3 separate regions of the Homo sapiens genome follow, and all the other regions are linked to region 3. The links are chromatin contacts, found by Hi-C or POLR2A ChIA-PET in ENCODE. All regions are on one chromosome and are shown on one strand. Each heading gives the region's core, a stretch centred on a gene start or an enhancer-like site at or near the end of the contact. The rest is flanking DNA. Distances are from core to core; before and after follow the strand shown. Region 1 overlaps NEDD4L (NEDD4 like E3 ubiquitin protein ligase). Region 2 overlaps NEDD4L (NEDD4 like E3 ubiquitin protein ligase). Region 3 overlaps ATP8B1 (ATPase phospholipid transporting 8B1).

Region 1 (3,503 bases), core at 835-3,334, 440 kb after region 3:
TGATCCACCTGCCTCAGACTTCCAAAGAGCTGGGATTACAGGCGTGAACCACGATGCCTGGCCGTATTTCATAATTCTATCTTTCCATAGAAAGAATTGGCTGGGGCACGTATAACTAATGTGAGTTACTGATTTCAGAGGAAGCTTTTGGAAGTGGTTGATAGGCACTGAATGGGATGGGGTGGTGAGTGGTTTAAAATAACACTTGAACCTTTGGATTCAAATGGTTTTAAATGCATCTCAGAAAAGTGAAAGGTGAATGGGAGAGCTACATCCATTGAGAGCAAGGGTTCATCAGCTAGGGCTGTGGCTTAAACTAAGCAGATATTCTTTCCTGGCAGTTCTACAGGCCAGAAGCCTAAGATCAAGGCGTCATGAGGGTTGGTTTCTCTGAGGCTCCCAGACAGTCATCTTCTCCCTGTGTCTTCACGGGGTCTTTATTCTGTGTCTGTGTCCAAACTTCCTTTTCCTTTTTTTTTTTTTTTTGAGACAGAGTCTTACTCTGTTTCCCAGGCTGGAGTGCAGTGGCACTATCTCAGCTCACTGCAACCTCCATCTCCCAAGCTCAAGTGACTCTCCTGCCTCAGCCTCCTGAGTAGCTGGGATTACAGGTATGTGCCACCACGCCCGGCTAATTTTTGTAATTTTAGTAGAGACGGGGTTTCACCATGTTGGTCAGGCTGGTCTCGAACTCCTGACCTCGTGATCTGCTCACCTCGTCCTCCCAAAGTGCTGGGATTACCGGCATAAGCCACCATGCCCAGCCCAAACTTCCTTTTCTTAGAGGGTGGGCTTTATCTGTGGTTCTTAGTTAGCCTCACCTTCATTCTTCCTTTTGGTGTTACGGTCTTGCTTACTGCTTTGGGAATGGATTTGTTGAAACTACATGTGACTAGTTTAGGGACCCAGTAGGAGGTTTTACTATAAGTGTAAATTAACATGTGCCTTTGGGGGACCTTAAAAGTTTTTGTCATTGGGCCATGAGATCTGAGTGCAGCTGGTAGAACCTCCTTGTTTTCTTTGGTATGAGAACTCCTGGGCTTTTGTTGGTTCCTTCCGTTTTCTCCGGTGTATTACCATTTCACATCACAGTGATATTATCCAGATAACACCCATGATTTGTTTTTAACGGAGTTTCACTCTGTTGCCCAGGCTGGAATGCAGCGGTGCGATCTTGGCTCACTGCAACCTTCACCTCCTGGTTCAAGCGATTCTCCTGCCTCAGCCTCCCAAATAGCTGGGACTGCAGGTGTGCACCACCACGCCTGGCTAATTTTTGTATTTTTAGTAGAGGCGGGGATTCGCCATGTTGGCCAGACTGGACTTGAATTCCTGACCTCAATTGATCCACCCACCTTGGCCTCCCAAAGTGCTGGGATTACAGGCACGAGCCAATGCACCTGGCCACACCTGTGATTTATTTTATTTCATTTGAGATTTCAGACTTTGTCGCTTGTTCTTTCTGTAGAAGTTTTTTCATAGAAGTATGTTGTTTCAAAAGCAACCTTCAAATAGTAGACTTAGCTTGGATGAGAATCTAAAAGTCTTTGAGTCCAACAACCAAGCAGGTCCCCTGTCCAGGAAGTACCTTATAGCTGATGTTTGAGTATCCCTGCAGATGGGAACTCACTACCTCCTGAAGCACCTTACTTCTACCCTTGGAATAGTAACAGAGATTAAAATGTCCTTCCTTAATTTGAGGTGAAATCTGCCTTCTTGTCCATTTTACACACACTAACCTTCCTTCCACCATGCAAGCTGAGAGAGAGCCAGGTTGAGCCTGTGTTTCCACAACAACTCTTCTCAGACCTCCTGCTGCCACCTACCATGCACTTGCTCTTCACTGGCTAGGTTCCAGTTGCTCTGTACCTTTCCTAAAGTGTGGTGACCAGAATTTGGCACAGTGAGGGAAGGTTCCAGAGCCCTTTAGTGTTATCGGGGGCACAGAGCTTGGGCTTTGGAGTCGCTCAGATCTTGAGTTGATATGCACTTCTTTGTCCTTGAGCAAATGATTGAACCTTCTTGGACTCTCAGTTCCTCATTAATAAAATGAAGATGAAACAAGATGAGATGGACTGTGCACATTTCCTGATGGGGGCTGGTATGTGCTGGTGCCCAGTGCAAAGTGGCTGCTGGCAGAATGGTGAGTCACCAGTACCTGCTCCCTTCACTGAGTGCTTCCTGTGTGCCTGGCACCATTGCTCAGGGCTTTACATGGACTTACTCATTTCATTTTCACTGCAGCCTAGAGCGTAAGTAAGTATTTGCTTTATCCCCATCTTATAGATGAGGCATTTGATTCTCAAAAAGGTTTCATAGCTTGCCCATGTTCTAGCAGCTAGTAAAAGGAGAAGCCAGAGTTTTCATTTAGGTGGGAGTCCTCAACCTGCTTTCTTAACTGCTGTGATCTGCACTGTGGCATGAGAGTTTGTCTTAATGTAAATGCACATGTAATAGCATTATTCACATTGCCTGAGACTGTGGAAGCTCCTTTGGCAACCAGATGCCACAGGGGACTCATTTCATGCTTTTAGAAGACTTGAGCCACTACATGCCCTGGGAACTGTGTTGCTTCCCCACTGGCCATCACTCTTGCTTTTGTAAGGGATGTCACATTGAGCCATTAAGTGTCATCTCTGGAACTCATGACTCTGTTATTCCACATATTAGGTTTTCTTTGTAGCTTTGTGTCAACTCCAAGCCAGGTAAATAAATCTTGGAAGAACCAAGTTACAGATGTGAGTAAAAGAGGGGATGGCAGGGGGCAGAAGTCAGGGCAGGCCCTGTGACTTGCCACCAGCATCCTCCCTTCGGGGGAGGTCCTTTCATCTGGGTGCTAGCTGGAGGAATTGGCAACGTCGGAGATAAAGGTGTAGATGCACCAGCTGAACGTCTTGCTCTGTTTCCCATTTTACGTATAAGATGGGTGATGGCATGCTGCATTCAGATCCCCATGGGTGTATTTGGGATTTGGGGTGGGGGATTGTGTGTAGAAGGCAGGAAAGATTGCCCAGCAACTCTCATTTGAATTGAGGGTGGAAGCGGTTCTCGGGCACAGTATGCCAAGGCCCAGGGCGTCCAAGGGACAGAGCAGAGATCACAGATGCTGAACGGGTGGGGAAGGAGCACTAGGCAGGGCATTTCTGATGAGACTTTGATTTGGGAGGTACGAAAGTTGTATGAGGAATCTTGATAAACTGCTTAGAGTGAATGGAGATGAGTAGGAATCACCACCATTCACATACTGGCTCTGCAAGCCACTCAGCACAGCTCTGCACCTGCTCTTATGGAGGAGAAGACAAGCAGAAGAGAATGTTCTGATCTAGAAGAGTTCGTGTAAGAGCATGAAGGCAACAGCACTTGAGATGTGGTGCACATGAGCAAAATTTCAGTTTATGTGGAATTTAAGATTAACAGATTAAAAGGTAAAATTCTCTCCCTGGTACCAAAAAAAAAAAAAAAATCCATGTACTCCCTCTCTCTCTTTTTTTTTTGTTTTTTTT
Region 2 (3,590 bases), core at 93-2,592, 490 kb after region 3:
AATTGGGCTGATACAATCAAGATAATCCTATCAACTTTAGGATTATTAGGAATGTTGATAATCCTATCAACATTCTATCAACTCTGTAATCAGAAAAATATATTTAAAATAATGCGTGTTTGTTAAAAATAACCAAACAAAATACAGAAAAAAGCAAAGTAAAAATTGACAATCCCCTAACTCCAGTGTTGGTAGTTAGGGACAGAAGAAGGGTGGAGGATGTCTTTTGTCTGTGTTACATGATTACAGCAAAAGTCACTCTTCATTCTGGTAGAGCCATAGAAATCTGGCCGAGCAGAGGCAGCTGTGCCTGAGGAGCCTGACTTCGAATCAGCTGTGTTCATCTTTGCTAACCTCCCAAAGGGAGGAAGCTCAGGAAACCACCGTAGAACCCCCTAAAAGGGGAGGGTGGCTACAGCTGAGCAGGTGGGGGCAGGCAGGAGTGGAGAGAGGCGAGGATGATGAGTCAGGCAGGTGAGATGGAGGCTTTGTAGGTTATGTTAAGGCTCCTAGACTTAGCATTTCAAGCAGGGATGTGACCTGATCAGATTTATATTTTGCTTGCATTGCTGATGGACATTGGTTCAGTGCTCATTGTACTGGAAGGGTCAAGAATAGAGGCAGGGACCCAAATTTAGGGGGCTTCCCAGGGAATCCAGGGGAGAGGTGTTGTGGCCTGGACTAGATTTGGAACATCCAGAAGGGGACTGGAGCAATGACATACCTATACCTAGTCCCAGAGGGCCCCGATCTAGCTAAGGACAGAGCGTGCAGTCTTGCAGCTGCTGGGCTGATGACATGCTGGGGAGTGTATACCTGGGAAATTCTGGTACAGAGATAAAGGAAATGCTCAAGCCTCCACCTATGAATTTGCCCGGTGATTAAAATCATACTTCCTAAGCTTTATAGAAGCCCTCTGTTTGTCCCACAAAGGGCCACTAGCACAAGGAAATACATAATGTGTTCCCTTGTCATTTTATAAAAATGTAGACTGGTGCTGCCTGCTGTGAAAATGCCAGTCAGGTTGCTTCCTTCATAGTAATCAGTGGATTCTTTTGTCCATTTCTGAGTGGAGGATTAGCCCTCTGTTTGCCCCACAAAGGGCCACCAGCACGAGGAAATACATAGTGTGTCCCCTTGTCATTTTATAAAAATGTAGACTGGTGCTGCCTGCTGTGAAAATGCCAATCAGGTTGCTTCCTTTATAGTAATGAGTGGATTCTTTTGTCCATTTCTGAGTGGAGGATTCCTTTCCATAACGTGGTGTATTTGCAGTGTTTCTCTCAGAGGAGGAGTGCCTTTCTGGTGTCATCTGTCCTGTTGGTGGCAGAGTTCTGCTGCTGAATTAAACCTTTGTGTCGGCCTTGGCCACTCTTATGGCTCTGCTGGAGGTAAAGCCAGTGGAGTGGCCTTGTGGCATTTGCTCCGAGTTGTTGCTCATTTTTCTGAGATTATCAGAGGCCTTAGAGGGAAGCATTGAGGATTTCATTATGCTCCGATAACTATCACGTTGTCAATAATATGGTTCTGATAAGAGTGATGGGGGATGGTGGGGTTTTGTGAGTTGACAGACGTGGGTTTGAGACCCAGCTCTCCAGTCAGAAGCCAGCGCCAGGCCTGTTTCTCTTCTCTGAGTTTTAGTGTCCTCAGGTGGAGGGGAGGATAATATTAATAACACCTTCCTGATGTGGCTCCACTGGGCTGGCCACGCCATGGGCACCCAGCACGGGGTGGCTGCCCTGGTTCGTGTTAACCATCAGCAGGGTTGGAGAGCTCCCTCCTTACTGGTGTTGGAGGTCATTACCTGGCGGGGGATGTGGTAGATAAAGCACCTTTTATTGTCCCTACACAAGGCAACTATGGGGTAACACAATATAAGTTATTCAGATTAGAGAAAATATGAACTCTTGCTACAGTGTTACTGCAGACAGGCACATATGGTTTGTTAGGATGACATTTAAAAAAAGTCATTTTGAGTTACAGAATAAAATCAAACAAAATTCCTTTAATCACCAGGGCTGGGATGGAAATAAGGCAAAATGTTGATTCCTTTGAAAGACAATTTTTGGGTTTTTTTTGTTTTTTTTAAAAAAACTTTATGTGTTGATGGTTTACTCTGGTCTAGTCGTTCCTACTCCTATTCTGAAAGCAGGCCTTGAATTCCTGATTGTGTACAGGATTGTGTACAAACAATCAGGAATTCATCATTCATATGAAGAAGTTCTGTTTTTCCCTCTAGTGTCATGAATATTTTCATGTACGTATATGTTATGTGACTAGTGTTAAGAATGCATGTATTATATATGTGCATGCGTCTCATTTACATTGAATGTAGCTAAAAGGAATATTTGAAAAGTATACCTTGCCTGTCTCCAATTTCTACATTTCAAGTTAAAAATGGGAAATAATCTTAGAATCCATGCCTGTGGTTCATAAGCCTGGCTCAGCTCTTGCATTCCCAGCTACTGTCTGACGAAACTCACAGGAGCTGTGAAAACAACGCTGTTTTGTGAAAGCCAAGTAGGAGCTTAGGGTCATGGCAAACTTCAGAGAAATGTAAAGGAGCAGGCACTGTGGGTTTTGTCTACCCCACCCCCCCGACCCCACTGCCTTCCAAAATTTCTTTCTTTTTTTTTTTTTTTTTTTTTTTTGAGACAGAGTCTCGCTCTGTCACCCAGGCTGGAGTGCAGTGGCGTGATCTGGGGTCACTGCAAGCTCCACCTCCTGGGTTCACGCCATTCTCCTGCCTCAGCCTCCCGAGTAGCTGGGACTACAGGCACCCGCCACCACGCCCGGCTAATTTTTTTTTTATTTTTTGTAGAGACGGGATTTCACTGTGTTAGCCCGTACGGTCTCGATCTTTTGACATCGTGATCCACCTGCCTCGACCTCCCAAAGTGCTGGGATTACAGGCGTGAACCACACCGCGCCCAGCCCCAAAATTTCTAATTGAATTTTAACCTTCCACTTTTAAGTTCTGATCCTGATTTATAAAAACCTATGTAATTTTCTTCAGCTTTCAGAAGGAATGTCTTGTATCTTCCTATGGGGGTGTTGGGGGAACTGATATTGACAGAGGTCCTCTGACATTTCATAGCCTGGCAAATAGGGTCAAACATGTTCCAGACCTCAGAGGATTGCTGAGGATAGCTTTCTACTTAAGCTAGATAAAAGAAGTTTTGGGAATCTTACCTTGCACTCTGTTTTGTAGAAACAACTGTGTTTAATATATTTCTCATTACTGGCTGAATGACCTGTATGTGTTCAGGAGATCTCTCTATTTACCATTTTAATGCCACATATTTAATGAGCATTCAGGCCCAGACTGTGAAGACTCTGGAAATGAGAATTTTGTTTCCTATCTCCTGTGCTGTAACAAAAGCAGCTTAAAAATTGCAGTGTATAGACCTCACCTTTTATCATTTTTTTTTCAGATTTTTAAATATTAATATTAAGGGTCTTTATCTCAGATGTTTGTTGTTTACCAGGTCATCAGTATCTGGACGCTGGCAGGGTCCTTAGCAATGGAGGGAGGGAGAGGGGGTCCAGCCTGCATGATTGGATCAGTGTTGAACCTGTCCCACCTGTGG
Region 3 (3,776 bases), core at 747-3,246:
GCCTCCCAAAGTGCTAGGATGACAGGCATGAGCCACCATGCCCGGCCTATTTTTAAATTTTTCTTAAGACAGAGTCTTGCTCTGTCACCCAGGCTGGAGTGCAGTGGCGCAATCTCGGCTCACTGTAACCTCCATCTCCCAGGTTCAAGCGATTCTTCTGCTTCAGCTTCTCAAATAGGTGGGATTACGGGTGCCCACCACCAAGCCCGGCTAATTTTTAATTTATGGTAGAGACAGGGTTTCACCATGTTGGCTGGGCTGGTCTCGAACTCCTGGCCTCAGGTGATCTCCCCTCCTCAGCCTCCTAAAGTGCTGGGATTACAGACCTGAGCCACCACGCCCGGCCGAATAATAGGACTTTTAAAAGTCCTATTTCTTGGCTCTGCTATTGTTTAATAGTCCAACCCAAGGAGTTTGTTATAAAGATTATTTATTGTCTTCAATATCTTTGTGATGAATGCAATTCACACACACACACAAAGTCCTGAGAGTCTTTCATAAAAAAATAGACGTGCTTTGTGGCCGCATCCCAGCCTGGGGGTAAGGGATCAGCTGTCCCCGGTGCGCCTGTACTCCGCGGTGCCATCCGCCACGATGGCATCAAGCGGCGAGCGCTTCTTGCGGATGCTGCGCCCGGAGGAGATGAGGTCCGCGTAGCCCCGCTGGTGCGAGAAGGCGTAGGCCGAGCGCCGCGTTGACACGCCCCGGCGGAACACCTGCTGCCGTCGCTGCCACTGCTCCTCCGCCTTCAACCGCTTGCGATGCTTCTGGATCTGCAAGGGGGAGAGATGGGGAGGGATGAAAATAAGATCCACACCAGGGAGGAGGCCTGGCCAGACGGTTGACAGAAATGAACACTGATGAACTCCCCTGACACCTGCCCCATTTTGATGCAGGCAGTTCTGTCCCCACTTGTGTGTGTGTGTGTGTGTGTGTGTGTGTGTGTGTATGTGTGTCTATATCTTTTTTTTTGTTTTTGAGACAGTCTCGCTCTGTCACCCAGACTTGAGTGCAATGGCACGATCTTGGCTCACTGCAACCTCTGCCTCCCAGGTTCAAGCGATCCTCCTGCCTCAGCCTCCTGAGTAACTGGGGTTACAGGCACGCACTGCCACACCCGTCTAATTTTTGTATTTTTAGTGGAGACAGAATTTCACCATGTTGGCCAGGCTGGTCCTGACCTCAAGTGATCTGCCTGCCTCGGCCTCCAAAAGTTCTGGGATTACAGGCATGAACCACAGTGCTTGGCTATATCTATCTATCTATCTATCTATCTATCTATATCGACATATATATATGATGATATAAATCTATATCCATCTCTCTATATCTATACATAGATTGATTGATCAATCGATCTACCTACCTACCTACCTGGAGATATATATTGAAGCCAAGGGAAGGTTATTTAACTTTTCCAAGGTCACACAGCTAGAAAATGCAAAGCCAAGATTCCCACTCCTCTGAAGCTAGTGCCCTTTTCTAGTTCAGACCAGATGGGTACAGTCAAAGAGAAAATTCAGTAGGGCCTCTTTCCTGGGTTGTTACTGCATACTGTTGGCACTGCAAAAGGGAGACCCGAGGGATACTGAAGGTTGCCTCAGTAGCCTCTACTCTCTCCTTCTTTCTAATGGAAATTGATTGTATTCAGATTGCCCCCCCCAACCCCTCACAGCCACATTTCTCATGGGCGGTGGGCAGGTTGATTTCCCTTGCTAAACTAGTCCAGAATGGGCAAGTGACCTAATTTTGGCACGTGAGACCTGAGGGCACTGTACTGGGGCCCTTGGGTGAGAAGTTCCACGGCCCCTAAGGAGCTACAGAATAGGCTCTTATCTCCCCCCGACACTGATAGGTCAGGAAGTGATACCCAGAACTGCTCTGGCCATCTTCCAGCATCCATATGAAGCTAATAATGAAGGTTTCTGAGAGAAGAGATGGCAAGAACCAGCCCAATCCTTTCTTGACAACATTAAATTGCTCAATCAACTGGGCCTGAAGCCTACTAATGATTAATGATGACGCACTACTGTAGAGATGTTTTGAGTCACAGCTTTCTGTTCCTTGTAGCTCAAAGGATCCTGCTACAGAAGGTGACATTTTTCTTAAATAAAGAAAAAAAACCCAATCTGATTTGTATGACAAAATGTTAATACTGTAATTGTTAAACTGAGGAGATAGATATATGGGGCTCATTCTGTTCTCCCTTTTTTGTTTATGTTTGGTAATTTTTGTATTAAAAAGCAAGCACACTAAACTCCCAATTCCAAAAGACTTATTTGTGAGATAGAGTTAAAGAGAAGCAATCATGAAAAATCATTCTTACCAAACTTCCCATGAGCTTAGAATTTTGCAGGAAACGTGCTGTTGGGAAACGCTTTGGTTTCTGTGAGGGACAGAGTTGGGAAAGGACTATATTCTTTATACCTTATCACTTTCTGATGGCCAGATGGTCATTGACAGGAATCGAATGGCAACGACGGGTAGTAAGCACACAGCAACAGCCAGGATGATAGTTAACCAAATGTATGGCTGTCTCAGAGCGTTTGAAGCTGTGCCTGTAAAGAACATGGCAAATGCATCACTGTGGTTCTTTTTTCCTAAGAACATAGTTAATATTTCGCCAGGTGTGGTGGCTCATGCCTGTAATCCTAACACTTTGAGAGGCCAAGGTGGGTGGATTGCCAGAGCTCAGGAGTTCGAGACCAGCCTGGGCAACATGGTGAAACCCCGTCTCTACTAAAATACAAAAAATCAGCCGGGCATGGTGGTGTGCACCTGTAGTCCCAGCTACTCAGGAGACAGCAGAATTGCTTGAACCCGGAAGGCGGAAGTTGCAGTGAGCCGAAATTGTGCCACCGCACTCCAGCCTGGGTGATAAAGCAAAACTCTGTCTCAAAAATAAAAAATAAAATAAAAAAAAGAACATAGTTAATATTTCATAATCTATAAATAGATCATTTATGGTAAAGTTTTACAACTGGATTGGCCTCCCCAAAATATCCATTATGGCTCAAAGAACAGACATTTTAAAATCAGACTAAGCAAAGCAAAATTGGGAAGGTAAATTATTTGAAACAAGGCAAATTTACATAAGTGAGCAAATAAGGAAAAAAAGCACATTTGTTGACATTGCATTGATTAAAAATGCAAAGTTAGGTGATCAAGACTTCTGACTTTTTTTTGAGATAGGGTCTCACTCTGTTACCCACGTTGGAGTGCAGTGGCGTGATCATGGCTCACTGCAGCCTCAACCTCCTGGGCTCAGGTGTCCTCCTACCTTAGCCTCCTGAATAGCTGGGACTACAGGTGTGCGCCACCACGCTTGGCTAATTTTTGTATTTTTTGTAGAGATGGGGTTTCACCATGTTGCCCAGGCTGGTCTCAAACTCCTGAGCTCAAGTGATCCACCCATATTGGCCTCCCAAAGTGCTGGGATTACAGGCGTGAGCTACCACATCTAGCCCCAGTATTAGGTTTTATGGGAAAGAAAGAATAGGCTTTTATCCAGCCTTTTAAGTCTTAAGTTATCTAATTCAACACACGTACAGCGCTATTGTAAAGCTATTTTAATTTGTCTTCCTCCCATCATGTTATGCCCTTTCAACCCACCATCACCATTTAATTTCCAGACAAGACATTAATTTTCACTAGCAATAATAATTTGTATATATTTGTTTTGTTGTGCTTTGTTTTTTTTGTTTTTTTTTTGAGACAGGGTCCCGCTCTGTCACCTGGGCTAGAGTACAGCAGTGCCATCACGACTCACTGTAGCC

What was found. A loop is a pair of places that touch in the nucleus more often than their neighbours do. ChIA-PET counts read pairs that join two places held with the same protein, here RNA polymerase II (POLR2A). Pooled maps may share reads with other maps.
Region 1: a pooled map shows a loop between it and region 3 (2.5-fold over the local background). The contact joins two enhancer-like sites. A Hi-C loop is called at or near these places in 2 of 37 single-sample maps with no recorded cell type and 4 of 50 pooled maps.
Region 2: a map with no recorded cell type shows a loop between it and region 3 (5-fold over the local background). The contact joins two enhancer-like sites. A Hi-C loop is called at or near these places in 31 of 168 maps with a recorded cell type or tissue (B cell, CD4-positive, alpha-beta T cell, CD4-positive, alpha-beta memory T cell and 20 more), 20 of 37 single-sample maps with no recorded cell type and 34 of 50 pooled maps. POLR2A ChIA-PET finds 5 or more read pairs at or near these places in 3 of 52 experiments (PC-3, activated B cell and endothelial cell of umbilical vein).

Annotation. Positions count from the first base shown.
Region 1 is chr18:58,089,372-58,092,874 of GRCh38, forward strand. All of the region lies in intron 1 of NEDD4L (NEDD4 like E3 ubiquitin protein ligase), which reads left to right. Among named protein-coding and RNA genes, the nearest start is that of NEDD4L, 47 kb to the left of the region's middle. RefSeq lists enhancers at 1,713-1,812, 1,823-1,972. Within about 2 kb of position 2,085, at least 9 of the 41 ENCODE cell types and tissues checked have a DNase peak (open chromatin) inside an H3K27ac peak, as active enhancers do.
Region 2 is chr18:58,139,414-58,143,003 of GRCh38, forward strand. All of the region lies in intron 1 of NEDD4L (NEDD4 like E3 ubiquitin protein ligase), which reads left to right. Among named protein-coding and RNA genes, the nearest start is that of NEDD4L, 97 kb to the left of the region's middle. Within about 2 kb of position 1,343, at least 2 of the 41 ENCODE cell types and tissues checked have a DNase peak (open chromatin) inside an H3K27ac peak, as active enhancers do.
Region 3 is chr18:57,647,940-57,651,715 of GRCh38, forward strand. It overlaps ATP8B1 (ATPase phospholipid transporting 8B1), which reads right to left. Exons shown (of 28, transcript NM_001374385.1): 27 at 2,428-2,558; 28 at 1-773. The coding sequence ends at 549. All of the region lies in intron 2 of ATP8B1-AS1 (ATP8B1 antisense RNA 1), which reads left to right. Among named protein-coding and RNA genes, the nearest start is that of ATP8B1-AS1, 19 kb to the left of the region's middle. RefSeq lists an enhancer at 1,845-1,994. Within about 2 kb of position 1,997, at least 3 of the 41 ENCODE cell types and tissues checked have a DNase peak (open chromatin) inside an H3K27ac peak, as active enhancers do.